5 separate regions of the Homo sapiens genome follow, and regions 2, 3, 4 and 5 are each linked to region 1. Evidence: read pairs that join two places in POLR2A ChIA-PET (ENCODE). Cell type or tissue: MCF 10A. All regions are shown on one strand. Each heading gives the region's core, and the rest is flanking DNA. Links, peaks and the distances in the headings are about the cores only. Region 1 overlaps ENAH (ENAH actin regulator). Region 2 overlaps LINC02765 (long intergenic non-protein coding RNA 2765). Region 3 overlaps LOC102723834 (a long non-coding RNA gene). Region 4 holds the start of LOC107985352 (a long non-coding RNA gene). Region 5 holds the start of LOC124904527 (a long non-coding RNA gene).

The links. ChIA-PET counts read pairs that join two places held together with the same protein. Peaks named below come from ENCODE experiments on the same cell type or tissue, not always from the same donor. Only the 100,000 strongest peaks of a DNase experiment are listed, where the experiment ranks them.
Region 2: POLR2A ChIA-PET joins it to region 1 with 13 read pairs; 4 of 35 experiments call an interaction of 5 or more read pairs at or near these places.
Region 3: POLR2A ChIA-PET joins it to region 1 with 15 read pairs; 2 of 35 experiments call an interaction of 5 or more read pairs at or near these places.
Region 4: POLR2A ChIA-PET joins it to region 1 with 32 read pairs; 7 of 35 experiments call an interaction of 5 or more read pairs at or near these places.
Region 5: POLR2A ChIA-PET joins it to region 1 with 12 read pairs; 14 of 35 experiments call an interaction of 5 or more read pairs at or near these places.

The regions. Positions count from the first base shown.
Region 1 is chr1:225,506,492-225,512,451 of GRCh38, forward strand. ENAH (ENAH actin regulator) reads right to left here. Exons shown (of 14, transcript NM_018212.6): 10 at 5,320-5,368; 11 at 1,460-1,526. Among named protein-coding and RNA genes, the nearest start is that of LINC02765, 42 kb to the left of the region's middle. RefSeq lists an enhancer at 1,897-3,096. In MCF 10A, for the core only: no CTCF peak of the experiment used is centred there; DNase peaks (open chromatin) are centred at 2,220 and 3,460.
Region 2 is chr1:225,451,000-225,456,959 of GRCh38, forward strand. The region is part of intron 2 of LINC02765 (long intergenic non-protein coding RNA 2765); the gene reads right to left. Among named protein-coding and RNA genes, the nearest start is that of LINC02765, 14 kb to the right of the region's middle. RefSeq lists an enhancer at 4,874-5,374. In MCF 10A, for the core only: no CTCF peak of the experiment used is centred there; DNase peaks (open chromatin) are centred at 3,262 and 3,952.
Region 3 is chr1:225,697,842-225,703,801 of GRCh38, forward strand. It overlaps LOC102723834 (a long non-coding RNA gene), which reads left to right. Exons shown (of 4, transcript XR_426933.4): 2 at 2,416-3,265. Among named protein-coding and RNA genes, the nearest start is that of ENAH, 48 kb to the left of the region's middle. RefSeq lists an enhancer at 1,915-3,114. In MCF 10A, for the core only: no CTCF peak of the experiment used is centred there; a DNase peak (open chromatin) is centred at 2,590.
Region 4 is chr1:225,733,126-225,739,085 of GRCh38, forward strand. LOC107985352 (a long non-coding RNA gene) reads left to right here and starts at 4,884. Exons shown (of 2, transcript XR_001738499.2): 1 at 4,884-5,072. In MCF 10A, for the core only: a CTCF peak has its summit at 2,911 (motif pointing right); DNase peaks (open chromatin) are centred at 2,726, 3,766 and 4,236.
Region 5 is chr1:225,763,633-225,769,592 of GRCh38, forward strand. It overlaps LOC124904527 (a long non-coding RNA gene), which reads right to left and starts at 1,116. Exons shown (of 2, transcript XR_007066905.1): 1 at 972-1,116; 2 at 1-248. RefSeq lists enhancers at 3,056-4,551, 5,464-5,633 and a silencer at 4,675-4,846. In MCF 10A, for the core only: no CTCF peak of the experiment used is centred there; DNase peaks (open chromatin) are centred at 3,519, 4,009, 4,269 and 4,659.

The DNA.
Region 1 (5,960 bases), core at 596-4,595:
CCTTGTTATGGGCTTAATAAATCAGCACTTCATAATGTGCTACTGAAGAAAATCCGTAACTAGTAGAGATGTGTTAGAAGGCCATCTCAGTTAGGAGTCTGAGAAACATAAATGTGCAATTTTTCTACTCTACTGAAAACACATGTCCACCAAAAGCAATTCCCCCTTTCTTCTAAAGTAAAATATGATCATCTTTCAATCACTTAGAAACTAAAAGCTTTTATACATTCCAAAAGGCCTAGTTTCTTTGTGGAGCTTAAACAATTGTGTCACTACCAAATCTTCTTTCCTACTAGCAGAAAGAACCACATAGGAAGCCAAATCCAAATTCAGACTTAGACTAACACAGAACAGGTCTGTGATAATATAAAGTCTATCCCTGTACTTATCTTTATTAGGTTTCTATAATTAGAGTCAAGTTGCTTTTTACGAGACAAAAATAAGGCAAATAGCTCAGAAAGAAAAGACAAAATACCTTTTAGTTTCTAAATACATACTTTTTTTTTTTCTGGGAAAAATACAAGTCCTTTAAACTGTCTCATAAACCAAGAAAAGGTTTCATCTATGTTCAGGAGCTGTGATATAAATTTAGTCATGAAAATAAAGTATGCCTAGCTAAAGGAAGAACAAATTTGCCTAAATATGCCCACATGTACTTGTAGAAACAAGTATTAACTAGCCTTGTTTCTGGATACTATCTTTTCTAACTTGATTACACTTACAAGTTTCAAATGAGATAGGGAAATACATGTTTCTACTTTACAAATTCAAAGATGTATGTTTTATTTTGCTCTCTTTTCTCTCCAGCTGATATTCAGGTTTAAAAAAGGCTCCAAAAATTATATATATACATAAATATATATACATAAAATCTATGTCATTGGAACTAATGGGGAAATGTGACTATATACTATAGTAGATAATATTATTGCTTAATGTTAAATTTCTTGAGAGTAATAATGGTATTGTGGTTACATAGCAGATGTCCTGGTTCTTCCAAAAAACACTGAAGTATTTAGGGTGAAACAGTTCTTATTTGTGAATTGCTTTCAAACTAATCAGAGGGGAAAAAAGTGTGGATAGGTAGATATTTAAGACAAGTGGGGCAAAATGTTGACAACTGTTAAACCTAGGAAATGGGTATACGCATATTCACTGTACTATCCTTTTAATTTTTCTGTAGTTTTGAATTTTTCAAAATACAAATTGGGAAAAAGAAAGCTATCTTAAAATCTCAGATCATCTGGTTAATAAATGTAGGGTAGAATTTATCAATCACTAGTAATGTAGATGAGTAATATATAATGAGGCTTGGTGGTTGTCCAATACTAGGAGGATCACGAGAGTTTTATGGGCTCCTCTGTATAATTTCTTACCATTCAATTTTTTTCTACACTAAGAATGCATTAATTTTTTTTTATACAAATAAAATATAAAACTTAGAGAAAAAAATTGATACCTGGAGATAACAGGTGACTTGCTGCCATTCATTGTATTTGTTCTTTCCCAAGGTTTTCTTGTTGGTTCTTTAAAAATAAAAAACAAAAGCTATTAAATAAATAAATGCTTCCAGAGTTATTATAAAACAAATAACAAAATACTAAATCTCATTATACCTGTTTACATAGTAGTAATATAAATAAAAATTTAAATTCTAAACTTTAATTGAAATCTGTAAGGACTCTAATTTGCACAATGCCAGACCTTAAAATGAGAAGAAATTATAAGCTAGTACAGTAAGTTTCCAAGGAAAACTTACATTGTTAAGTCTAAAATATTATGATTCTATAACCTTAGGATAGTAAGGAGTTTCTCTAACAAAGAAAGGACAGTAAGAATAAAGTAGGATAATTTTAAAATTAGGATAGTTCAATTAATTAAAATGGAATAGTATTACCGACACTGTTTTAAATTATTTTTTAGTGCCAATGATAAAAACAGTAAGTATAACTTATAATATGTTCATGTATTTCAACATTTAATCTAAATCCAAATAGTCCCTCTTGGGGAAAAAAATAGGAACAACTCAAAATAAATATCAGAATCCTGAAATTCTATTGTACTTCCTTGATTCTTAAACAATTAATTCTTGGGCCTTAGCCGATTATTCCAGTTAAATATAAACAAGCTCGCTCTAAGCTCTTATTACAAAAGACACTATGTAGTCAGTGACTCACTAGTTGGCTGTCTATTGTGCTTGAATTGTTTTTCTAATCTGGGCTGACTCACTGATGCTGTCACTGGCCTCACTACATGACTGGGTAAAATCAGAAGTGGAATCTTCTCATGGAGGAAAGAATTTGGGCCACAGGAGAATGAAGTCTATTCATGAATTGTGATCTCATTGTATAGTTTTAACTAAAACTGCTCTGAGTTCCAATGCAGCTCCTCAGCTGGCTTTTGCACATTCTCAGGTAGCTTACCGTCTCTTCAAAGTACACTTAACGCAAAAATAAACTCACACTCTTCCATGAAGCCCTGCTTTTGGTTCTGGATTTCTTGTTGCATGAAGGCATTAGATGTGAAACCTTAAAGTCATTATTGATCTTGCTTTACTCCTCATCAACTAAATTCCTTCTTTTTTATATTCCTTCTTTTGTATTCTAACAGCTAACACAGCCTCTCAATGACCGCCACAGTGGTGTCAAGTTCCACACTTGACCAGGAAGATCAAATAATCGGATGGGGTTTGGGACAGGCCGAATCAGAAACATATCCAAGTGACACCAGCCCAAGCAGGTGAAAAAAGGGAAGTCCTGAATGAAACTGAGGGACACCGGGACAGGGAAGGGAACGGTCATCGGACACTGTCACTAAAGAGGCGGCGGGTGGAAGGATGAGGGAGTAATTCCAAAGTGGTTAAGATGTAGCAAGTGCTACCTTTTAACAGCTGGCTGAGGTCCTTTCTCAATCAGCCAAACCAGAACTATCTTTTAGTCTTAAAAGGGCTCATCTGGTTCAGCTGGCCCTGTGGAAGCTGAGAAGCAAGGGCCTCTTCTCTCTAAGGAGCTCGGGTGTGTTTCAGGAGGGGCAAGGCTGGGTTCCCTTCAGAGGATCTTTACTGGCATGCGTATAGAGCTTCCTAATTGGTCTGCCTATCTTAATCCTCCCTAGTTTCAATGGGAAAATCACAAGTGCCATTTTAATGTGCCTCAAACAGTTTCAGTGGATTAAATGTCCACTGAACTCAGTACTTGCAGGATAAAGTCTAAACTCTTGATAATTTTATAAAAGGCTCTCAACATTTTTGTTTCTAACTCATATTTTCAACCTTTTCCCTACAATATTCCTCAAAAAGAATTCCCCGTTCTAGTCTATTTCCTATTTCCTAATCTCTTCTTGCTCATCTCCAACTCCATACCTTGCTCATGCTATACTTACATCCTGAAATATCACACCTTCCCCTCACTTTCAGCCAAACTAAATACTCTTCAAGGAATACTAAGATGTCACTTTTCCCTACAAAGTTGACTCAGGTGACTCGTATGTGTCATTTCCTCCCTCTGTGACACACTACTTAGTATTCAACAAGTGGTTGTAAAAAGGTTAACTTCACACCTGTGTGTCTCATCTTCCCAGCTGTACCATGAGTTTTTTTGGGCTTAGGACCTGTACCTTTCACTTCAGGTGCCTGACACAATGTCAGTTTAAAAACGGAATGAAACAAGTGAGAAAACAGGCCCTGCCCTTTTTGATTTTATATATATGACACACACACAAAACCTGTGCCTTAGTTTTTCATATTTTATATAAGGGATTATATATTAGATAAGGAATTTTTAACTTGGAGTCCATGGATAACCTTCAAGAAATTCATGAATATTCTGAAATTATGAACAAATCTGAATAAAAATACAATTTTCCTCCCTGGAAAGAGGATCTATAGCTCTCATCATATTCTAAAGGTTCTGTGAGCCCAAAATATGGTTCGGATTTACAACATCTATGCGGTACTAATGAGAGTACATACAATTAATTTTGGCTTACAGAAAGAAGGATAAAGCTAAAATAAGTGGGTCACAAACCAGTGAATTTTTAATGAAAATAACAAACTGAGTCCTATTCAGAGGGAAAACAAAGCCATGATGTTAATTATGGTATAGCAATCAACCTACTGAAGAGTCACCATTTAATAATAAGAATGAGGAATGGGGGGAGTGGTGAAAAGATGGATTACAATCACAAAAACAAAAACTTCAGAGGTACTTAAAAAAAAAAAAAAAAAAAAAGGAATTCTAGGTGGTGCACTGTGGCTCACGCCTGTAATCCTAGCACTTTGGAAGACTGAGACAGGTGGATCACTTGAGCTCAGGAGTTTGAGACCAGCCTGGGCAACATGGTGAAACCCTGTCTCTACCAAAAATCCAAACAATTAGCCAGGAGTGGTGCCATGTGCCTGTGGCCCCAGCTACTTAGGGGGCTGGGGGGCTAAGGTGGGAGGATCACTTGAGCCCAGGAGGTGGGGGTTGCGGTGAGCCAAGACTGCACCACTGCACTCCAGCCTGGGCAACAGAGCAAGACCCCATCTCAAAAAAATTAAAAAAATGAAAATTAAAAAGGGAACTGTAGATGCAGCTGGTTGTCTTTAAATCAAAACTGTAGGAATATAAGCATTTCTCTATAATGGTTTCTTATGGACCACTCTAGATATTAACTCATCAAGTTTATTTATGTCATTTCATTCCAGAATAGATAAGGAGTTCAATAGATAGTCCAGCCCTTAGTCTTTAATCAAATATGAAGAAATAACATGTGAATATGTAATGAGTTCGTATTCTCATCTTGGATACAGTACTCATCAAGTACTTCTAGTGAAATATACTTTTGTTAATATTCTAGGTGATTTATCAGATGCTCAAGAATTCTCAATGTCAGAAATTTCACTGAATTCAAGAACACTTCCCCAAAATTTTAAGGAGACTTTTTAAGTTTACAAATCAGAAACTTTATTCCCTTAATTATCAATATCACCCAAATGAATGGCTAGGACATCCTTCTCAATTTGAGAATGTTCTGAAGCAGACTGTAGTACTAACTAACATGCTCACTTTATTTTTACCTCTAGAAAAACAATTATGAAAAATACTCTTGTCATCTAATAGTACATTAATATTTTCCTTGTTTTAGTAAGTAACCTCAAGAAAGTAACAGCAGCTTCCAGGAGGAAAAAAGTGAATGCTTTCAGGTGGGAACAAAGAACTCTGGCATTTTAGTGTCCAGTCACTTGGTCCAAATATGGGGAAAGGGGGAATTTTTAACTGGGGAGTATTAATATTTAGAGAAAGTTTATAAAGGTTAAAATATTTATCTTGAACTTACCAGGTGTACTTGTTGAAGAGGCCTTAGAAGTTACAGGCTCTGAATCTTCCTAAATATACAGATATATATTAATATCACATCTACCAGTCCCCTGTTGCTATATACATTTAGTGTTTTACACGAACACTTCTAATATTCTTTCTGCCACTCCCCACTTTCTCTTTCATCGGTCTTCTCTCCCTTTCATTTCAGCTTAGACTTTCTTCTCCTGTCTTCAACCATCTTCCCTTCAACCCTCCCCACAGCTCCTTTCCTCATGTGTTCTCCTTGAGAACTTTCACTAGCCAATGCTACAAAGCCAGACACGAGAGACAGATTTGAGGAATGGCATCTAAGGTGGCCAGATGGAGCAGGGGGAACATATTATTTGTTGCACACCAATATACAGCACAGACAAAGCAGAGTTTGCCCAGCTGAATCAGGGAGGAGGGCATGAAGGTTACACTCTGAAGGGGCACAGCCAATAACCATCAAGCTCCTAAGGGAAACATATGAATTTAGGCGAATTCCTTCCTTTTAAATTAATGCAAGGGAACTGAGATTCTAAGAGATGAAAAAAGTAGTGAAATGTCATTCACTCATTTAAGGAACAGAATTAAACTCCACAGGTTTGAACTTCAATGCTTTTCCCATAATTTCAC
Region 2 (5,960 bases), core at 825-4,824, 55 kb before region 1:
TTTACCAAGGTGCACACAGCCCTTCAGAATCCTCCTCCCCTTCACTGGCCTCCTCCTCTGACCCTCTTCCTTCTGCTCACTCAGCTCTAGCCACAGTGGCCTCCGTGCTGTTGGATTCCACCTCAGGGCCTTTGCACATGCTGCCCTCATGACTGGAACACTTCCCCAACACTCCTGAGGCTCTCTCCCTCTCTTCTTCAGGTCTTGCCTTTGCAGTGAGGCCTTTCCTCACCACTCTGCTGAAAACTGCAACCCATTACCTGACCCAGTCCCTTTCCTTCCCTGCAGAGCACTTTCCACCACACACATATGTCACTCCTTGTACACCCATCAGTCTGTCTGGGCTAGAAGAATAGCTCCTGCGGGACAGGGGTTTGTGTCTGTTTTGTTCGCAGCTGCATTCCCAGTCCTAGAGCAATGCTTGTGGGGCCTAGCAGGTGCTCGCTAAGTGCTCATGGATTGGCTGAGAGCTGAGTTGACTCCATAGGCTATGCCACAGAGTGGCCCTGGGCAGCTTGCTGTCCTTCCTTCACACGGACAGAGGCAGTTGTGGTTTGGTAAGATACCCTCTGAACAGCTAATGTGGGTAAAGAAGCATCTCCCTGTGGGCAATGGTAGCCATCTGCAGGCCCCTGTGGTTCAGCTCCCTGCTATGGAGGGCTGAGTCATTGACGTGGTGGCCTTTTAGAGACACACCTTGCGAGACTCCTTTGTTAGGACAGAACAGTATCTCCTGGAATCTTTATTTAAATTAAAAAAATAAAAGTTTCTAAGAACCAGGCCTTCAGAAAACTTCAGACTGCCCTTCACTTTGTCCCCACTTGTCAGAGATGGTTTGGAAAGAAGACAAAAAAAGACACTGGGAAAGGAAACAGGGTCAGGCTACGGGGGCAGCGCGGGAGCCTGCCTGGATTCCTGCGTGTCAGCGCCATAGCGCCTTCTGAGAGTGGCACCCAGCTGGGTTAGGGACACTCGGTCCAGCCATTCTGGGGTCCAAGAGCAGCAGCGCCCCCTAAAGCAGCCTGGGAGTGGGTGCTTCCCAGTGCCAAGCGGGCTGCAAGTATCTGCCCGCTGCCCACGCCCGCGCCCACCCCGCTTCAGGGTGCTCTCCCCAAATCTTGGCACTATTTACCTGTGCTGGGCTCCGTTCGGCAGTAGTGCAGAGGCCCCTCTCCTGGGGAACTCGTGCACCACAAGAATTGGCGCTTGCAGGGGCCAGCAGCGGGGGCGGTGAAGCAGCAACAAAAAACCCCAGTCTCTGTCCTGGGGCCTCACCGTCTGGTGGGAAAGGCAGTGGTGTAGATATGGCTAAGGGCTGTGGTGGGTGAGGAGGGCACAGGACATGAAAATTATGGCGCCTTCTCCCGACCAGCTCGGGGGCCACGGGCAGACAGGTCACCCTCAGGACCCCAACTGCCCTTCCAGCCCCAGGACACATTCTGGGTGAGGCCTTGATTTCCTTAATTAATACATAGAACATGCTTCTTACACCCATGTTCATAGCAGAATTATTCACAATAGCCAAAAGGGGGAAGCCACCCATGTGTCCCTCAGTGGGTGAATGGATGAACAAAACGTTGTATTTACATACAATGGAATATCACTCAGCCATTAAAGGAAGACCATGCCCCCACCTGCCACAACATGCACAAACTTTGAGAGCATAATTAAGTAAAAGAAACCAGACACAAAAGACAAATACTGTAGAATTCCACTTAAACGAGGTTCCTAGACTGGTCAAAATCATCAAGACAGAAAGTAAAATGGGAGTTACCAGGGCTTGGGGGAAGGGAATGGGGCGTTACTATTTAACAGATACAGAGTTTCTGTTTGTGAAGATGAAAACGTTCTGGAGCTGGACGCGGTGGCTCACGCCTGTAATCCCAGCACTTTGGGAGGCCGAGGCGGGCAGATCATGAGGTCAGAAGATGGAGACCATCCTGGCTAACACAGTGAAACCCCATCTCTACTAAAAATACAAAAAAATAGCCGGGCATGGCGGCGGGCGCCTGTAGTCCCAGCTACTCGGGAGGCTGAGGCAGGAGAATCGCTTGAACCCAGGAGGTGGAGCTTGTAGTGAGTGGAGATCACGCCACTCACTCCAGCCTGGGTGACAGAATAAGACTCCATCTCAAAAAAAAAAAAAAGAAAGAGAAAAAGAAAACATTCTGGAGAGGGATGGTGGTGATGGTTACACAACAGTGTGAATGTACTTAATGCCGCTGAACTGTACACTTAAAAATTGTTAAAGTAATAAATTTTGTGTATATTTACCACAATAAAAATGAAAAAAACTCATTTCAGGTGCTTAGGAAAATATGTGTTTGGGTGCATCTTATCTGCAGAATAATCCACTGGGCTGGACACTTCTAGATATTCATTTGGAGGAAGGGGCATAGCATCATGATCAAGAGCATCAGTTTTGGAGACTGTATTAATCTGTTCTCATGCTGCTAACAAAGACATACCTGAGACTGGATAATTTATAAAGGAAAGAGGTTTAATTGACTCACAGTTCCACATGGCTGGGGAGGCCTCACAATCATGGCGGAAGGTGAATGAGGAGCAAAGTCACGTCTTACATGGTGGCAGGCAAGAGAGATCTTGTGTAGGGGAACTCCCATTTATAAAACCATCAGATCTCATGAGCCTTGTTCACTACCATGAGAACAGTATGGGGGAAATTGCCCCTATGATTCAATTATCTCCACCTGGCCCTGCCCTTGACAGGAGGGGATTATTACAATTCAAGGTGAGATTTGGGTGGGGACACAGCCAAACCATATCAGAGACATATTTCCTGGATTGAGAATCCCAGATTCTCATCTGGCAGCAGTGCAACTTTGGGCAAGTGAGTGCTTCTAGCTGCCACAGTGTCTTCATCCATAAAATGAGAATAATGATAGCACCTTCATGAATATGACTTGTTAGAGGTAAATAGGAATAATGCATTAAGCACTGGGCATGGCTTCTGACATGTAGCAAATCTCACAACAAATGTTAATGCTCACTAACTATTACATATTATGCACAAAAGAACACAGCACTCTACAGGAAGAGCAGTTACTAAAACCTGCACTCTTGAAAATGTGCCTCACAGTCTAACATTTGGATTAAACAGAACACCCATCAGAAGTTGGCAATGCTCCATCACACACAGTCGTGTTTATTTGTTATAACAGGTGCCAGGATCAGTAGCTAAATTTGGTAGCAGTTGATGCTGCATCATTAGTTGATTCAACATATATTTACTGAGAACCTGTGCTGGGTATGAGAACACAGATGCAACAAGACAGAGCACCCCTGCCCTCCGGGAATGTGTGTCCTCGTGGGAGAAAACAGAGATCAAACAAAAAGTGAACAACTCCTCACCTCTCTCCACTAGTGAGTAATAAGCAAACAAGGTTGCATCACAAAAATATCCACAAACGGGAGAGAATGTGACAAGAACACAGCTAAAACATAAAGATGGTCATTCCTGGAAGAGAATGTGGCTCAAGTCAGCTTAGCACAGATACCCTTAGCAGCCATCCTGAGGTTGGCTGGGCAGGGCACTCTCATAGCCACAAAAGCCTTCTCAGTGGAGGCTCACTCTGGTCATTCAGATCTGAGCTGAAATGTCATCTCCTAAGAGATCTTCCCTCGGCACCTGATCTGAAGTAGACCTCCTGGTACTCTCTGGACATTATCGTTGTTTTCTGCAATTAACATTGGTATCTGATGTTTGCTTGTTTATTACTGGCCTTTTCTCCACTAGAGTGAAAACTCTACAGAGAGAGGACTTAGCATCTCTTAGGAGCTCAGGATGCCTGAATCATGAGCTCCAGGAATCTGCATTTAATAAATGCCCGCAGAGATTCAGAAAGGCACTTGCGTTCAGGCTCCACTGCCTTCAAAGACCAGTCTGTCAACTGCCTGACATTTCTCCACTTGTGATTCACACACTGGTGACTCAGCCACCCATTCGACCAGGGTGATAGAGAAGTCAGAGAAACGCCAGAACTGTTGTTCAACACAGGCTGGCTGCTCCTGTCACCTCTCCCACGCCACCCACCCCTTATGTCTAGTCTCAGAAAACCAGAACCAGGGTGACAATTGCCCCCAGAGTCCACAGTGAATCAGAAGAGCTCTTTAAACAAAAGAATCACTCAGAACGATTGTTAATTTTGAGTGTTGTTCTAAAACACAAGAAAGGGGAGACGTGTGTTTCCCCATTAAAGCTAATCAATCCATTTGTAGATGGATGATGACAGGGAAAGGGAGGAGGAGTTAAAGTATGTTAAAAGGGTCAGGAGCAGTGGCTCACACCTGTAATCCCAGCAATTTGGGAGGCTGAGATGGGAGAATGGCTTAAGCCCAGGAGTTCAAGACCAGCCTAGGTAACATAGTGAGACCTCATATGTACGAAAAAATAGAAAAATAAAAATTAGTACATCTATAGTCCTAGCTACTCAGAAGGCTGAGGTGGGAGGATCACTTGAGCCTGGAAGGTTGAGGCTGCAGTGAGCCATGGTCACACCAGTGCACTCCAGCCTAGGTGACAGAGCAAGACTCTATCCAAAAAAAAAAAAAATAAATAAAGCATCTTAAAAGGAATTGCCCATTCATGTAGATGTTCAAGGGACGCAGGATAGCCAGAACAATCCTGAAAAAGAACGAAGTTGGAGGACTCACACTTTCTGATTTCAAACCTTACTGCAAAGCTGCAGTAATCAAGACTGTGTGATCCTAGCATTAGAATAGAGATATAGGCCGGGCGTGGTGGCTCACGCCTGTAATCCCAGCACTTTGGGAGGCCGAGGCGGGTGGATCACGAGGTCAGCAGATCGCGACCATCGTGGCTAACACGATGAAACCCGGTCTCTACTAAAAATACAAAAAATTAGCCAGGCGAAGTAGCGGGTGCCTGTAGTCCCAGCTACTCCGGAGGCTGAGGCAGGAGAATGGCGTGAACCCCGGGGGGCGGAGCCTGCAGTGAGCCGAGATCGCGCCACTGCACTCCAACCTGGGCAACAGCAAGACTCCGTCTCAAAAAAAAAAAAAAAAGAATAGAGATATATAGATAAATGGAATGGAATTGAGAGTTCAGAAGCACATTCTCACATTTACAGCCAATTAATTCTTGACAAGGATGCCAAGACAATTTTCAATAAATGGGGCTGGGACAACTTAGACATCCACGCATAAAAGAATGAAGTTAGAACACTGCCTCACCTCATACACAAAAATTAACTTAAAATGGATCAAAGACTTAAATATAAGAAGTAAAATTATACACTTCTGTGATGGTTAATATTGAGTGTCAACTTGATTGGATTAAAGGATGCAAAGTATTGATCCTGGGTGTGTCTGTGAGGGTGCTGCCAAAGGAGATTAACATTTGAGTCAGTGGGCTGGGAAAGGCAGACCCACCCTCAATCTGAGTGCGCACCATCTAGTCAGCTGCCAGTGTGGCTAGGATACAAAGCGGGCAGAAAAACGTGAAAAGACTAGACAGGCCTAGCCTCCCAGCCTACATCTTTCTCCCATGCTGGATGCTTCCTGCCCTCGAACATTGGACTCCAAGTTCTTCAGTTTTGGGACTTGGACCAGCTCTCCTTGCTCCTCAGCTTGCAGATGGCCTATTGTGGGACCTTATGATCATGTGAGTTAATGCTTAATAAGCTCCTATAGATATAGATATATATATATATATCTCCTATTAGTTCTGTCCCTGTAGAGAACTCCGACTAATACAACTTCTTTGCAGAAAATATAGTCATGCTTTTTTTACTGATACATAATAATTGTACATATTTATGGGGTACATGTGATATTTTGACACATGCCTACAATGTGTAATGATCAAATCAGAGTAACTGGAATATCCATCACCTCAAAGGTTCATCGATTCTTTGTGTTGGGAACTTTTCACATATCCCTGTCTATTTTGAAATGTATAATAAATTATTAACTATAGT
Region 3 (5,960 bases), core at 734-4,733, 190 kb after region 1:
AATTCCCACACTTTGGCAATATGAAAGGACTATTCTGTAATCCTATTTTCAGGACAGTTTTCCTTCCTTTTAAAAATCCAGGTTGGCTGGGCTTGGTGGCTCATGCCTGTGTAATCTCAGCACTTTGGGAGGCCGAGGTGGGCGGATCACGAGGTCAGGAGATCAAGACCATCCTGGCTAACACTGTGAAACCCCGTCTCTACTAAAAAATACAAAAAATTAGCCGGGCGTGGTGGCGGGTGCCTGTAGTCCCAGCTGCTCGGGAGGCTGAGGCAGGAGAATGGCATGAACTCGGGAGGCGGAACTTGCAGTGAGCCGAGATCGTGCCATTGCACTCCAGACTGGGTGACAGAGTGAGACTCCGTCTCAAAAAAAAAAAATCTGCCTGTAATCCCATCACTCTGGGAGGCCGAGGTGGGTGGATCATGAGGTCAGGAGTTCAAGACCAGCCTGGCCAAGATGGTGAAACCCCATCCTACTAAAAATACAAAAAAATTAGCCAGGTGTGGTGGTGGGCGCCTGTAATCCCAGCTGAGGCACAGAATTGCTTGAACCCAGGAGGCAGAGCTGGCAGTGAGCCAAGATCACACCACTGCACTCCAGCCTGGGTGAAAAAGCGAGACTCCATCTCAAAAAAAAACAAAAAAAATTTTCAGATAAATTTCTCATCAGAATAGAATTCTATACCTGGGGCCCTTTGAATACTGTTTTGAATGTTGAACTTCATTTGAGGTGAAATAATGATGCTAACTCACATTTATTAAGCATTTACAATATGTCTTGCACCCCTGCAGGCACTTTATATCTATTTAATTTAATCATATAATGCTTATCTCTAATACCAAGGTTACATACTAGTGAGTGCCAAAGGTGGAATCCAACTCACCTTTTTCTTTTCTTTTCTCTTTTTTTTCCTTTTTTTTTTTTTTTTTCGATGGTGTCTCACTCTGCCACCCAGGCTGGAGTGCAGTGGCATGAGTTTGGTTCACTGCAATGTTTGCCTCTTGGGTTCAAGCGACTCTCTTGCCTCAGCCTCCCAAGTAGCTGGGATTATAGGTGTGTGCCACCAGGCCCAGCTAATTTTTGTATTTTTAGTAGAGACGAGGTATCACCATGTTGGCCAGGCTGGTCTTGAACTACTGACCTCAAGGGATCCGCCTGCCTCAGCCTCTCAAAATTCTGGGATTACAGGTGTGAGCCACTGTGTCTGGCCTAACACCTTTTTCTTTATAGAAAGCTGCCTGGTTTTTGAAGGAAGTCTTGAAACAATTTTTTTCTTCTTAAAAGTACTTTATAAAGTCTTTTGATTATAAAAATAATGTATGCTTATAATAGAAATTTTGGAAAATGCAAAATGTGTAAAGAAGTAGTAATTCTACTACTCCACATGTAACTGCTGTTAATATTTTAAATTCTCCTAAGGTATTTTTCTGCACATTTATTGATAATATTTCTTTTTTCTCCAAATTGTGATCTTAAAACTTTTAGACTTTCCAAAGATTTTGTAAACTTCTTTGAAATACCAGGAAGCCCATCTAACCCAGTGCAGCAAGTATGGACTTTTGAAGTTCAAACATAGTTTGGAAAATTGACCACACGGTTTCCAAGAGGAAACTAAAATTGGCAAAATGCCCTTTTCCACCCTGATAGGGGCTTTAAATGCCTAACCATTTGTTTTGCTGGCAGCAGGACCATTTTTTAGTGGCAACCAATGACTATTAGTGCCAATAAAAGTTCTTAAACCCCTCACAGCATTAATCATGCTCCAGATGTTACAAAAGTTGAGTGACCGAAAATGTACATACATTGAAGTCTTCAGCTGCTGCCTCAAGGTCATGGGGATTTCAGCTTCATTCTCTTAATTCAGAGTTAAGCCAGACCCCATCAGTGAGATTTCAGCCTCATTATAAACCACAGAGGCTTCATTTTGCATATATTTCAGCATTTTATATTTTCCTTTGGCCACTCTCATAGTGTATGTGTTCCTTTAAAACATCTCCTCTTTGATGAATAGTCCTTCCTGGGGCCCTTTTGTAGGCATGAGAGATTATACTCTGTTTTGATTCTATCTTTGCCCCTGAGATACCAACCAGTAGCATTCTTCCCACTTTGTCTGATCAAATGGAATTATTTTTAGAAGAAGCTGCTGTGTTTGAAAGACAGCTTATAATCTTAAAAAAGCCCTTTACATTGCAGACATATGGGCTTCTTGACAGTGTGTGTCTAGAATTGCAATGTTTTCTCTGCCCAGAGGACTACCTTTGAATTCACCCTTTCTGCTTGTGTGTGTCTGTAAAGATAAATGAATTGCTTTGGCACTGAATATAGTAACTGTAGCGTGCATCATTTCTGACAACTACTTCCTGAACTTCTTCCCTGAGTTTTGTACCAACTGTTCTCATTGGTTCTCCGCAGAGCTCGTGGCACAGAGGAAAATGGACATAAGGTAGCGGTAACAGGCTGGCGACTGTGGCTTTTACACATTGCTTCACACAACCCTGTCCAGGAGTTTTACACACTCACTAAACAAACAGAAGACACCATCCAATTCACTGGAGCCCCGTTGGATAAATACGGAAAGAATGTGGGAGCTATGTCATGAACCACAATGGTTTTGTGTTCTGTGTAATTTGAAGACGAGATTCCTTTGCTGTGTGTCACCTCCCATATTACCACTGTCGCCCAACATTTCATAACCATCAACTCTTTGCCAGTGCCCACATGCAAAGATGGGTTTGTATTAAAAAATAAATGAGAACAGCACATTCTGATGTGGTGTAGTATATCAGCATTTTCCATGAAACCTCGTCTCCGGCCTTCCCCTTTTAGGAAACAAAGGACCCGTGACAGAGCCTACTTATCCCGTTACAGCTCCTGGTGAGAAGGGCGAAGCCATGTCAGAAATAATAGAAAAGGCTTTTTCCTTTGAAATATCTAAACGTTCAAAGATGGGAACAGCCGCAGGGGGGAGAATACTGTGCTATGCAAGTTGATCTGATTTTGTGGACCATCCATTTCCAATTGGGAAGCTCACTTACTTTCAACTTGAAGCATCAGAAAACCAGACTTACAGCAGCTTCAGCCTATAGGGGTTTATTTTTCTCATGTAACAAGAAGAACAGAAGTGGACAGAGGCCGAGTTCTCAAGGACTCAGTTTCTTTCTGTCCCACCAACCTTACCATGTTGGATTGTCATCTTTGTGCTTGTTGCCTCATGATGGCAAGATGGCTGCAGCACCTCTGGGACTCACGACTGATTTTTAAGGTAGGAAGAAGGGGACAGGACTGTACTAGCCAGATGGCTTCCTTTCATCTGGAAAGCAAAAGGTTTCCCTGAATCCTCAGCAGATTTCTGCTGTCTTCCCATTGGCCAGAACTGTGTCACATGGTCACTTTTAATAGGTTTAAAAATGAGTTTTTCTTGGGAATATTGCTGGCTTGAACTAAATTGTGGTTCTGTTAGTGCAAAAAAGAGGAGTGGGTGGAGTTTGGTCACATACCTCACACAGCCGCTCTTCTTAAGATGCTACTTAGAGGATGGTAGGGACTGAGAGGAGGAGGCAGAAGGAGCATAGCGACCTCTTTGGAGATGTAAGTGACTGTCTACATCATGTGTTTGTAGAGCCATGGGAATCAAAAATAACTCTTGCGATAGATTAGCAGCCCCAAACTTTTTGTTCACATGCGAAAATCTCTGTAATGAATTGTTAGTTCCGTGTTACAATTATTATGAAAATCTGCTGTGTTTAAATTATTGGGAAAGTAAAAGTATGATTTTTAAAAGGTAAATCTGACCATTTTGCCCACCCCTGGCTTAAAATCCTTCAGGAGATTTCCATAGCTCTTGAGATAAAATGCACCATCCTTGGCATGGGCTCTAGAGACCTACAGGACACTATTTTAGCAGCCTCCTGTGTGTCTGTCTGCTCCAGGGCTCTCTCTCTGTCCCTCCTTTTCCCTAGAACCCTCTTTCCCCATTTGGGGCCTTGCAGCCCCTGCTTATTCTTCAGCTCTAAGATGAAGGGTTCCTTAGAGAAGCATTCCTTTACCCATCAGCCTGGCTTTGGGCACCCCAATAGGAGCGCTGAGTATTCTGATCGTCTCTTTAGCATTAATTTTTAATTTTTATTTATTTTATTTTATTTTTGAGACAGAATTTCACTTTTGTTGCCCAGGCTGGAGTGCAGTGGCACGATCTCAGCTCACTGCAACCTCCGCCTCCCGGGTTCAAGCAATTCTCTGCCTCAGCCTCCCGAGTAGCTGGGATTACAGGTGCCCGCCACCATGCCAGGCTAATTTTTTTGTATTTTTAGTAGAGATGGAGTTTCACCATGTTGGCCAGGCTGGTCTTGAACTCCTGACGTCAGGTGATCCACCTGCTTTGGCCTCGCAAAGTGCTGGGATTACAGGCATGAGCCACCATGCCCAGTGGTATTTATTTTTATAATTAATTATAAAAAATAATTAATTCTCAGTAAATTGTTTCAATTCTGCTTTCCCTGCTAGAATGTTAACTTTATGAAGGCCCCGTTGTTCTTTTTTCCTACTTGATTTGTAGCACCTAGTTGGGTGCCTGCTATGTAGTAAGCACTTAAAAAAATGTGTATTGAATGAATGAAATGAAATTTTAAAAGTATGAAGCTGCTTTGTTGATACCACATATTGGTGCCCATCAAAATACTGTCCTCGAACTGGTGTTGGCCTGCAAACTCTTCACTATTCATCTACAACAAGATAAGTCAGAAATTGAGAGGATTTAGAAACTCTTATAACAATTATCAAATTGTATGCAATGATTAGGAGATTTTTTCTTTTTTGAGACAGGGTCCTGCTCTGTCACCCAGGCTGGGGTGCAGTGGCACGATCAAAGCTCACTGCAATCTTGAACTCCTGGGCTCAAGTGATCCTCTTGCCTCATCCTTCTGAATAGCAGCTGGGACTATAGGTGTGAGCCACCACATCCAGCTAATTCTTTTTTTTTTTTTTTAAGAGATGGGGGTCTCATGTTGCCCAGGCTGGTCTTGAACTCCTGGGCTCAAAGGATTCTCCCACCTCAGCCTCCCAAAATGCTGGATTTACAAGTGTAAGCCATTGTGCCTAGCCAGATTTTTTTTTTTTTTTTAAGATGGAGTTTTGCCCTTGTCGCCCAGGCTGGAGTGCAATAGCACAATCTCAGCTCACTGCAGCCACCGCCTCCCGGGTTCAAGCAATTCTCCTGCTTCAGCCTCCCGAGTAGCTGGGATTACAGACACCCGCCACCATGCCCAGCTAATTTTTTGTATTTTTAATAGAGACGGGGTTTCACCATGTTGGCCAGGCTGGTCTTGGACTCCTGACCTCAGGTGATTTACCCACCTCAGCCTCTCAAAGTGCTGGGATTACAGGCATGAACCACCACGCCCAGCCCCCAGAAATTTTTAAAAATAAAATCAAATTGGCCAAGCGTGGTGGCTCGCCCCTGTAATCCCAGCACTTTGGGAGGCCAAGGCGGGTGGATCACGAGGTCAGGAGATCGAGACCATCCTGGCTAACAAGGTGAAACCCCGTCTCTACTAAAAATACAAAAAATTAGCCAGGCGTGGTGGCAGGCGCCTGTAGTCCCAGCTACTCGGGAGGCTGAGGCAGGAGAATGGTATGAACCCGGGAGGCGGAGCCTGCAGTGAGCTGAGATCACGCCACTGCACTCCAGCCTGGGTGACAGAGCGAGACTCCGTCTCAAAAAAGAAAAAAAATCAAATTAGTCCTTCGCACAGTTTGAGAAACACTGCTATGGGTTAGATACTGCAAACTATCATTACACTAATAAAATGCAAACACTTCTGAAGCTTCAGGAGCTCAGAAGCCACTGTCAGCCGCATGGGAAGCCGGCAGGTCAACAACAACCTCCTGCAAGAGGGAAACCATATAGCCCCCACATCCCCTTCCCACTTCCTGAGTGGAATCTTAACTCCTTAACTTCC
Region 4 (5,960 bases), core at 972-4,971, 230 kb after region 1:
GGTAGATCTCCTTTTTTGCTAGAGTGCCAGAAAATTCTTAGGTAATTTTCCAATTTTAATTCACTTTCATCTTAAAAATAAATACATGCCTCATGGCATTTTTAAGAGGGGTGGGTGTTTGATGAAATAAAATGAGTGACAACAGGGTGTCACAACTCCAGAAAGGTTTCATATCGCTGGTTTAGAGATTCCCAGTGAGTAGGAGTTTGATGAACTGAAAAAATGAAATGGCTTCCAAATCACTCTGCCCTACTATGCTGATTTGAAACACATAACCTGCCTACACTGCTGAAAAGCTCCCAGCCCTGGGGTGAATGAACCCTGCAAAGCTACTACTTGGCACTCACCCAGCAGTTTGCAAAAGGCAGTGAAAGGAAATGTTCACAGTCAATTGATAGCAGCAGGACCCTTAGGGAGCTAGAGTGAGGGATGGGACCAGCCAAGGCCATTTGGACGGGCATCCAGGTCACCACGCAAAAGCCTTCCTGGGAACTCTCAGGACAATGACGGTTTGGAGCCCTGGCTTCACATTTCACTTTGAAAGAGGCCACCACCTAAATGGGTTGAGATGCTCCTTTCTGCCTCTCTCTAGTCAAAGGTTCATACTGCCCAGGAGAAGAGTGAAAAGGGAAAATCAGCCTTATTAGCATGTATTTATTTGGGGCCTTGGCTCTGAGGCAGCATTTCGTGGTGCCTTTTAGGACTGGAAGAGAGAGGCTAGAAGATTCCTGCTATATTTGAAAGCAATTCATGACTTAATTTCACATTTTTTAGTTCTGGATTATGTAGGGTGCTTATATATTCAATTATTACCTCGTATTAAGATTTCAAATTGTGATCTTCCTATTTCCCAAAGAAGAGAGCTTGAGGAGTTCATTAGGCCAGGATTCTTCTTCCTTTGAGAGACAACCAAGCAGATGGTGTTGCTAATGCGCAGACACCTGCACAGATGCCCTGCTGAGGCCCAAACAACATCTGTGGCTTTTCTTCATACCCAATAAATAACTTACCTTTCCCTCTCTGATTTTTCCTCTTTTAAAATTCTGTATAGTTACTAATGGAGGTGATAAGGATAATGCAGGGCAGGACTTTTAAAACACTTTTAAAGCAACAAAACCCTCTTTCAATTGAAATCTGTGCCTAACTTCAGCATGTAAAACCAAAAAGAAAGGCCAGGTGTAGTAGCCCATGCCTGTAATCCTAGCATTTTGGGAGGCGGAGGTGGGAGGATTTCTTAAGGCTAGGAGTTTAAGACCAACCTGGATAATATAGCAAGACTCTGTCTCTACAAAAAATACAAAAATTAGCTGGGTGTTGTGGTGCACACACCTGTAGTCCCAGCTACTCAGGAGGCTGAGCCAGGAGGATCTCTTGTTTTTTGAGATGGAGTCTCACTCTTTTGCCCAGACTGGAGTGCAATGACGCGATCTCGGCTCACTGCAACCTCCGCCTCCCAGGTTCAAGCAATTCTCCTGCCTCGCCTTTCGAGTAGCTGGGATTACAGACATGCACTACCACACCCAGCTAATTTTTCTATTTTTAGTAGAGACGGGGTTTCACTATGTTGGCCAGGCTGGTCTCGAACTCCTGACTTCAAGTGATCTGCCCACCTTGGCCTCCCAAAGTGCTGGGATTACAGGTGTAAGCCACTGCACCCGGCCATTAGGAGGATCTCTTTTTATTTTATTTTATTTTTTTTTGAGACAGAGTCTCGCTCTGTCGCCCAGGCTGGAGTGCAGTGGCGCAGTCTCGGCTCACTGCAAGCTCCATCTCCCAGGTTCATGCCATTCTCCTGCCTCAGCCTCCAGAGTAGCTGGGACTACAGGCACCTGCCACCACACCCAGCTAATTTTTTTGTATTTTAGTAGAGATGGGGTTTCACCGTGTTAGCCAGGATGGTCTCGATCTCCTGACCTCGTGATCCGCCCGCCTCAGCCTCCCAAAGTGCTTGGATTACAGGCATGAGCCACCACGCCTGGCCCTGGAGGATCTCTTAAGCCCAGGAGTTTGAGGCTGCAGTGAGCTATGATCATGCCACTGCACTTCAGCCTGAGCAACAGAGCAAGACCCCATCTAAAAAAAAAAAAAGTAGGGGGCTGGGTGCAGTGGCTCACACCTATAGTTCCAGCACTTTAGGAGGCCAAGGTGGGCAGTTCACTTGAGGCCAGGAGTTCAAGACCAGCCTTGCCAACATGGTAAAACCCCATCTCTACTAAAATTACAAAAATCAGCCGGGCATTGTGGCACACACCTGTAATCCTAGCCACTCCGGAAGCTGAGGCAAAAGAATCGCTTGAACCTGGAAGGTGAAGGTTGCAGAAGCCAAGATTGCACCACTGCACTCCAGCATGGTTGACAGAGCAAGACTGTCTGAGAAAAAAAAAGAAAGAAAGAAAAGAAAAGAAAAAAAGTAGTGGTTCTTTGGTTAAGCTGGGATGGGGACCTGGAGTCTTGACCTCCTCGCTTCTGGCCCCTGGGAAGCAAATCTCACATAAATTCCAGAATGCTGCCATCATCCCAATCAGAATTTCTCAATCTCCAAGGGAAATTTTATCATCTGGCACTTCAATGGCTGTTTTAAAATGTTACAAAAGATTTGGCAAGGTCCCAATGGGAGGGGCAGGCACCTACATCTGGGCTTGGAAGCCAACGATGTGATATGAGGGAGTCTAAGTGGCCACTGCCAGCTCCGCTCTGGGGACTGCCAGCCTCCAATCCTGCTTGCTGTCTACATCACATAATGTGCCTGGTTGAGAAAAGGCCTTAGGAAGAGCCAGAGAGTGCCAGAGAATGGAAAGAGTATGACACATGCCTCGCTGAGGTCGGACAGCGCGTCAGCCTTACTTTCCCAGCTGACTAAGGACGCCTCCCACCAAGCTGCTTGCCTGCTGAAGCCTGTCTTGAAAACTGACAGTAGATGGCTGTGACTACCCAGAGTTTTTTCCCCAGCAGTTAATGAACACACAGCAGACGCATGCATGCAATACCTTGGAATCATCCCAGAGGCTCCAGGTCAGGTCTCCTTGTCTGAACGCCCCTACCTAGCTGGGCCACACAAGCAGTTTCCATGCTGAGTCCACTAAGTAATCCAAAACAATTGTTCCTTGGGATTTTTCTGAAAAAGAGATAGAAAGTGCTCTGCCTCGGTGAGCAGAGGGAGCTGCTTCAGTATTGGAAACAAAGATAACTGAAATGCAGTCTTTAGAATCTGATAAACCCTCTTCCCAGGACAAGAAAGGCATGAAGTCAGGCCTGAGCTTTGGGGCTCATTTCAGGTACATGCTGGCTTTAGCAACAGAGGAAAAGCCATTATCCCTGTCTTCTTAATTTCCCTCAGCAATCAGCCCTAGCAGGTTCACCATGTTCTCTGTGCAGTTTGAGACAAACTCACTAAACGTCCTGTTCTCTGAAAAATGATCCATCCAAGAGGGCACAGGCCAAGAGTGTTTCTCCTTTTGGTATCAGGGACAGGTTGTAATGCTGCCGTGATCAAAGGCATGAGTTCCTCAGGTGAGGGGGCAGCCCGGCTACAGCCCTGGTGGGGAGGGCTGCACTTAGCGTAGGAGCTGGCTATTTCACTGCCCCCACCCCATCTTCATTGCTTCTAGGCATCCAGAGCTCTATGGTGTAACGTATATCCTGGAATAGTTCCAACATCTCTGTTCCAGGACTTGCTGGACACAGAACCACTTGTGATACGGTTAGAAAAGTCACTTTTCATCTCCTGTCCTAAGCTGCTAAGAAAAACGAATCATGTAGCCTAGATTTACATGTTTGCCTTTTTCTGGTGATCATGAGTGACTGATCTGAGCAATAAGTATATGACTGAGAGGCCCTCGCCAGGCATTTGTGGAGCGGATTGCCGAAGCTTGGTTAGTTAAGCAATATGCCAGAAATTTGGAGATCATGAACTCTGACTTTTGCCACCTTGCCACATGCTCTTCAGCCAGTTATTTCTCCTATGTTCTGCCTTTATAAAATGGGGATAAGCTATCTCTGAGGTTGTTTTAAGAAGAGACACTAATGAAAATGATTGTCAAGTGCCTCTCTAAAGAGAAAGTACAGTAGGCATAAGTGCTTTATGTGATGAAATTCCATCTTTCTTCCTCCCTTTGCAACCTGAACCATGGAATCAATAATGTTTTTCCAAGTGCAGTGTCCCCAGGACAAAATATGAATCAGTTTCCTGAGCTCGGCAGCCCTCGGATGGGGAGTAGCCCCTGCCCTCTGGGGCCTGGTGTCCAGGGTGTGGCTGGCTTTACTGCTGTAAGTGCCCATCTTATCCTGGGATTCCAGCCAAGATGCCAGTGTTGCAAATTTCTCTGATTTCAGAGGAAGATTTGTTTAGGGGTTGAGTCTTCACAGTGGCTTTTGCCATCTATCTCCATTTTATTTTCTCTTTTATCGAGTACCTATTGTACCCCAGGCACTGTGCTAAATGCATTCACCTACATTATCTTGTTTAATCCTCTGAGCAGCTCGGCGAGGGGGGTGTCATTACCATTCTTATTTTACCTCACGAAATAGGCACTTGGAGGGAGTGAAACGAGTTAGCAAGGTAACACAGAAAACAACGGGCAAGGCCAGGATTCCAACCCAAGCTCATCATTACTCTCCCATGCTTCCTTTCCCACAGTTGCCCTACATTCAGACACTTCCCATTTAAGAGAAAATCAAACTGCAGTTTGAGAAAGCACTAACTAGAGAGTTCAAGGGAGTGGGGTCTTCTGCCCACACCTATGGGGAATATGCTGTAGGCATGGCTATTGGGTACTACCTGCCTTGGAGGATGAGGGTGAAGGGAATGGGGTCCTTCCTCCTTCACCTGGTCCTGTAGACCAGTGCCCAGGCCTGTGTGTTCTCAGAGCATTTCCTGCCCATCTGAAATGCAGAGCATCCAGGCTGTCACTGCTACAGCAGGGCCCCTAATGCACTGCCTTACATCAACATGATTGTCAACTCATTTCAGCTCAATCATCCGGCCTTGTGAGAGACGCCCACATGCTGAAGAGCCTTTCTGCAGTTCTGCATTGAACTCTTCATGTGGCCCCATCTAGTAATGAGTGCGAGTGGTAAGTGCAAGAAACAGAGCAAGGGAGAGGACCCTTCTCTTGTAGTTCTTTTTTTCTTTTTCTTTTTCTTTTTTTTTTTTTTTTTTGAGACAGCATCTCTCTCTCTCACCCAGGCTGGAGTGCAGTGGTGCAATCTCGGCTCACTGCAACCTCTGCCTCCTGAATTCAAGCGATTCTCCTGCCTCAGCCTCCCGAGTAGCTGTGACTACAGTCATGCGCCACCACGCCTGGCTAATTTTTGTATATTTAGTAGAGATGGGGTTTCAGCATGTTGGCCAAGCTGGTCTCGAACTCCTGACCTCAAGCGATCCGCCCGCCTTGGCCTCCCAAAGTGCTGGGATTACAGGCGTGAGCCACTGCGCCCAGCCATTGTAGTTCTTTATATAGAGAAAAAAGTACTGATGACTAGTCCTTGTATCAGTGAAAACTGAGATGTAGAGCAAAGCGGAGCTGCCTATAGACAGATCAACTGATTTTTTACCAAAATAAGGGAGGGTCCTTCCTGACAGGTTTGCTTGGGGACTGGGGGAGAGACTGCAGCTTATTGCATAATATCTGTTTCCCTCTTAATTATAAAACTCCAAGTTTATATGGAGCAAAGTACCCAGCTAAAATCTACATTTCCAAGTGTTCCTGGCCACTTAGATATAAGGGAATATTATACATAAAAATTTCAAGAAGTCTGCTGAGAGGGAGCTGACTCAGAGGGCCAACCTTTTGTTGCTTCGCTTGTCCTTCTCCCTTTGTCCTGCTGCCTGGAATGCAGACATGATGGCTGGCATGCCACTGCCCTCTTAAACCATGAGGTAGCCTTGTGGATGGAAGTCAGTGCTAAGGATGGTGCTGCAGAAAGCCAGAAGCAGCTTGGGTTCCTGCTAACTTCGTGGA
Region 5 (5,960 bases), core at 1,039-5,038, 260 kb after region 1:
AGCACTTTACAAAGAATTTCCACATGCATTGTTTCAACTGCTCCTCATAAGAGCCTTGTAAGATGAGCTGAGAATATTGAGGCTCAGATTGGTTAAGTCGTCAAGCAGGGTCATGGCTGTTTTCCTCCATTTATTGAGAGTTGGATAAAAGTCTCCGAGGTAGTTCCCTTCTCAACCTTAGAGTCTAGGGTTGTCAGAGGCCTGGGAGAGGCTGAGAAGAGAGCCAGGGAATTGGCAGAGCTTCCGTTCTGCAAACAGACAAATGGAACACCAGGAAACTGGACCTTTTTCCCCAAGGATTCTTGCTTTTAGCCAAGTCATCCCACACACTCTCTGACTCTGTGGTAGGGTCCTTGAAATTTCATCTCACAATTTCCTGGCAGATATCAGGGCAGCGGATGGTAATCCCGTTATTGTTGGCCAGTCTCCCAAACAGGCCCAAATGCTGCCTGCTCGTCCTGTTGCAGACTTCCTCCTCCCCTCTACCATTGCCTGGCCAGCCGGCCTTTAATCTTGGTGGTGAGCTCTGCAACCTTGCCAAGAAGTCTCCCAGACAAGTGAAAGCTCCTTGTGATTGTGAGAAAACAGCAAGGCTGGCATCCCCATCACACCTGCCATCCCCCTCACTCACTTCCATTTATAAGCTTGCACTATATGCAGGACCTGCCTTTCAGAAGCCCTGAGACACAGTGAGGCTCACAGGAGCTGGGAACTCAGCTCCTTCAGACCTGGAAGGACCTGGGTCTGCGCTGGGAAATGTTTGTGCTCATCACGTCAGATGCATCATCCATGAACTTTTCCTCTGAAAAGCTCAGCACATCTCACTATGATTCTTGCTGCTCCCAGTTCCTCTTTCTAAAGGAAATCACCAGCCTCCTCTGGTACCTCAAAGCTTTAGTAATCAGGAACTAAATAACATGGAAAACATGGAGAATCGCATGGAGGCAAAACAGTACCACAGCTGTACCTACTATTTATAATGAAAGTCAGCCCAGAGTGCCTGCCTTTTTCATCATCTCTCAGTTATCCACATGCTCAACCTGGGGGACAGGAGGAACAGGGAGAAAATCATGATTATCCTGTGGTTCACTTTACAGTTTACAATGCATTTTTAAAATTTACATACACTTGGCCGGGCACGGTGGCTCACGCCTGTAGTCCCAGCATTTTAGGAGGCTGAGGCGGGTGGATCACTAGGTCAGGAGATCGAGACCATACCAGCTAACACGGTGAAACCCCATCTCTACTAAAAATACGAAAAAATTAGCCGGGCGTGGTGGCAGGTGCTTACAGTCCCAGCTACTCAGGAGGCTGAGGCAGGAGAATGGTGTGAACCCGGGAGGTGGAGCTCGCAGTGAGCCAAGATCACGCCACTGCACTCCAGCCTGGGCAACAGAGTGAGACTCCATCTCAAAAAAAAAAAAATTTACATACACTTAAAATATGTTATTTCTCTCAATTCTCAGAATAAAACCATATGGTACATAATAGATACAAATTTTGGTTTCTCTCTTTTTTCCCAATGAGGTTGGAAAGGAAGATATTACTATTTCTACCTTACCAAGGAGCAAATCAAGGTTGTAATTATTCAAAATCAAATAAATATATTGTAGTGGACTCTAAACTCAAATTCAGCTTTCCTGGTTATAAATGCCAGAATCCCAGATTCCTGGGATTTCTATACGACCCCTTCCTTCCTCTTAAGTCCTTTGCTCCCTGTGGAGCTGTAGCTTTGTTTTGTTTTATTTTATTTTAGAGACAGGGTCTCACTCTGTGAGACCAGTACACAGCATGATCCTGGCTCACTGCAGCCTCTACCTGCCAGGCTCAAGCAATTCTCCCACCTCAACCTCCCGAAGAACTGAGACCACAGGTGTGTGCCACCATGCCTGGCTAATTATTTTATTTTATTATTATTTTTGAGATGGAGTCATGCTCTGTTGCCCAGGCTGGAGTGCAGTGGCGCAATCTCGGCTCACTGCAGGCTCCGCCTCCCGGGTTCACGCCATTCTCCTGCCTCAGTCTCCCTAGTAGCTGGGACTACAGACGCCCGCCACCACGCCCGGCTAATTTTTTGTATTTTTAGTAGAGATGGGGTTTCACCGTGTTAGCCAGGATGGTCTTGATCTCCTGACCTCGTGGTCCGCCCACCTCAGCCTCCCAAAGTGCTGGGATTATAGGCATGAGCCACTGCGCCCAGCTTATTATTTTATTTTTTGTAGAGACAGGGTCTCGTTATGTTGCCCAGGCTGGTCTCGAACTCCTGGGCTCAAGCAATCCTCCCACATTAGCCTCTCAAAGTGTTAAGATTACAGGTGTGATCCACCACGCCAAGGCAATTTTACTTTATTGAGACAGTTCTCGCTATTGACCATGTTGGAGTCCAGTGGTACAATCACAGCTCATTGCAGCCTCTATTTCCTGGGCTTAAACGATCCTCCCACCTCAACCTCCCAAATAGCTAGGACTACAGGCAAATGCCACCATGTCAGGTTAATTTTTATTTTTTGTAAAGATGGGGTCTTGCTATGTTGCCCAGGCTGGTCTCAAACTCCTGGGCTCAAGCAGTCCTCCTGCTTCAGCCTCCTAAAGTGCTGGGATTATAGGCATGAGCCACTGTGCCTGGCCTATAGCTTTAAAAATTTCCCCAGTGTATACCATCCTCACTATTCCCAGGCACAGTTCTAAGTAATTGAAGTCTACTGAGGTAGGTATCAATATTATTCCCATTCTCTAGATGACGAAACTGGTGCATGTAGCAGTTAGGAAATATGCCCAAAGGTACACTGCTCGTAAGCGGCAGAGCAGGAATATGAATCCAGCCAGTCTGGTTCCGGAGTCTGCATTCTTGATCACTGCACTATACCAACTTTCACTTTGTTGTGAGCACCTGCCTATCTCAGACATCAGTCAGTAAGTCCCTTGAAGGCAAGAACTGTCCTTTGATCCTTATTCCTGAGCCCTAGGCATTACATTTGGCACAGAGTATATGCTCAATAACCATCTATTCATGCATCTGAACAAATGCATGGATAACTGGTCAGGAGGGGACGCCAGCAGAAAGGCCACCTGTTTAAACCTAAAATCGCAGAACTCAAACTGGTCCTCCATTCTTTCTTCTGCTTTTCTCTAAGATATTACATAGCCACAAAAGCAGATTCTTGATTCCAATCTAGTCCATCCTTTCATAGACTTTGAGTGATCAGCCCTCCCTAAGGCAGTGCCCCTCTCAAGGACCCAATGCAGAGCTGCTGGGGACCCCGCCCGAGGTCCATCTTTAGGCTCCCAGGGCTACACTTCTGTGTCAGGGTTTAGGTCAGCAGGATTCACACAGAAACTGGAAATCAGACCCATGGACGGCATCTACGGTGAAGTGGAATCAAACGGTAAGGGCTTCCCAGAACATCCGAGTGAATCAGCTGCTCAGGCTGGGACGAATCCAGAACACATGCCCACAAGGGGTGGCAAGTTGTAAATTGAGATCTAATATGAGCCATCTGGTCTGGCAAAATGGCCAACTGGAGAGATGGGAGCCTGGAAACTGCCCAGAAGCAAACTTATCTTGGGGAAATGATGAGTCAGCTCTGTCCAAAAACAAAAGCCTTTAATGAAGTCCTTCACAGTAAGCCCCACAGAATCTTTCTGGAGCAGCTAGAGTTAAGTAACTCCATCTAAAGGTTACCTCTGGTTTCAAAGTTTTCAGATGCCTGGTTCCAGGCTTGGGTGTAACAGAGCATGAACACAGGCGAGGTAAACCCACACTGCTTTGTGGGGGTGGGATGGGATTCAAGAATCATTTCACAGCCAGATAGATGTGTCAGGTAAGATGTGACGAGACATGCAGGACTAGCTGGGGTCCAGCATTTCCCCCTAGCATGGGGACAGTTTAGCCTTGGTCCTGGAGGACAGCTTTTCAGTGTCTTCTCCCAGCCACAGTCGCTAAAAAGCAACCAATTACCAGGTCTAATTATCTTCCTTCAGCCTCTTTACTGGCAGCAGCTGCCAAGGCTCTTGCCAAAACTCTGCTTCACCAACATCCTGATCCAAAAAGCCCCAAGTCAACGAGGAGAAGGCTCTGCGGGCCCAGAACAGCTGTGAGGCTTCCCAACACCAAGACGGGGCACAAGAGGTCAGCGCCGGGAGCTTCAAAGCAACTTGCCCCCTTGAGCCCCCTTGGCCTCAGCATCTGGATGGAGGAGAAGCAGTGGCGCCAGCCACCTGGAACCACACCAGAAAATGACACAACGGCAATCAACACACTGGCCCCAACCACCCCCGCCCCAGGAAGTTAGGAAGCTTTTTAAAGGCCTTGTTTGTGCTTGTGGTGGAAGCTCCAAGGTCAGGGCTGGCCTAGAGCTCAGTGTGTGCCTCACAGCTGAGCGTAGCTGGGAGGTATGTCAGGAATTCTCTAGGTCGGGGCTGGGGGTCTCTCAGGGCACCATGCCACTGCTGATCCCTACTTCCTTGCACTCCAAAGTAGCTTGCCTACTTCTGCCCACAGGTGAGCCTGAGACCTGATTAGCCTCTTCCTGCACGGAACAAGAGGTAGCTTCCTCCTGAAAGATGTCCTGAGTCGCAGAAGCATTCTCTGACTTGCACAAGAATGAGTCTCCAAAACCCCAGTCACCTGGGGGGCCTGGACTTGTCTGAGCAGGGAGTGGGGAAAACCAGGCGGCCATCCACTCGGCCTCCAACCTTGCAGCCCCAGGGGAAGAAGGGCCAGGTGCAGTTTGCTGGGCAGTTATGAAACTTGAGAAGCTGGAGTGACTTTGGGCTGGTGCTTTGAGAACAGGGAGGTATTGTGTGATGAGGCGCAGAGCGGGTATAGAATACCCAACAGTTCATGCACAAACACGATCCCAGCCTTGTGCAGAGAAAGGGGCTTCCAGGGGCCTGGGTGGTTTCAAACTGGAATGTGAGGAGAAAGGTAGTGCCCATGAGGCTGTTGGTGACCCATACCCAGGAGGAGGCCCAGAAGCCAAGCCAGCCCTCACCCCTACGCACAGACAGTTCCACAGATCTCAACACGTATGCCCTGAGACATCATCTCTGGGGATACAGAAATTCTATCCGTCAGCAATTAAAGAATATTTTCTTAAAACTTGGGTGGGTATCTTCCCCATGTGTTGTCATCTTGGTCATCAGTAAATACCCACTGAGCAGGACTATCTGCATGGTCCTGTCAGAGGTATTATGGTCACAAAGGCCAGTGCCTGCCCTCCCGGGCCCTGCGTCCTGACGACAGGGCACCAATCGTAAGAGGCAGCAAAATAGCTGGAGATTGAGCAACCAGACACACCAGCCTTGCAACTGGTCAAACAAGAGATGCAGTGCACCTCATCTGTGCACTACAAACAAAAGCTTTACATGTTTTACAATTTTTCTCTCTCACAGTGGCTGGAAAGCTGGATGAGGTGAGAAGAGAATAAGAGCAAAGCAGAGAAATTGGGTAGAGAAAGTGATAATGGAGTGATAAGCCAGGGGAGCTGGGAACAGTGGCTCTCAGGTCTGAGTCGAGAAGGATCCAGGACAGACACCTAATTGGTTATGATTTCACCCCCCCTCTCTGGGCTTATCTTCTCCATCTGTCCTCCCACAGTTCCCAGCTCAGGGCGCTGAGCTCTGATAGTTCTCAAACCCTTTTCTCCCTTTACTTACTGCGAGAAAGCTGTGGTTATCAGCATGCTGGCTCTTGCAGCCCCAGGTGCCACACTAAGCTCCTAGGCCAGTCCCTAACCCTGTTGCCTCTAAAAAAAATTAAGTCGAGACAGGGAGGTGGGAGGACCTTCCACACCATGTTCCAGTCCTCACTGCCCACTCCAGTGCCTTCTTTCTCAAACGGTCATCTCAGACATCTCTGCCATATTCCCACCCCCAACTTCCCCCTGGAGAAGGGCTGCATCTGCTTCCTAAAAGCTTGTCTTCTGGGCCTTTTCTCATGCCCACCTTGTATCTGAAAG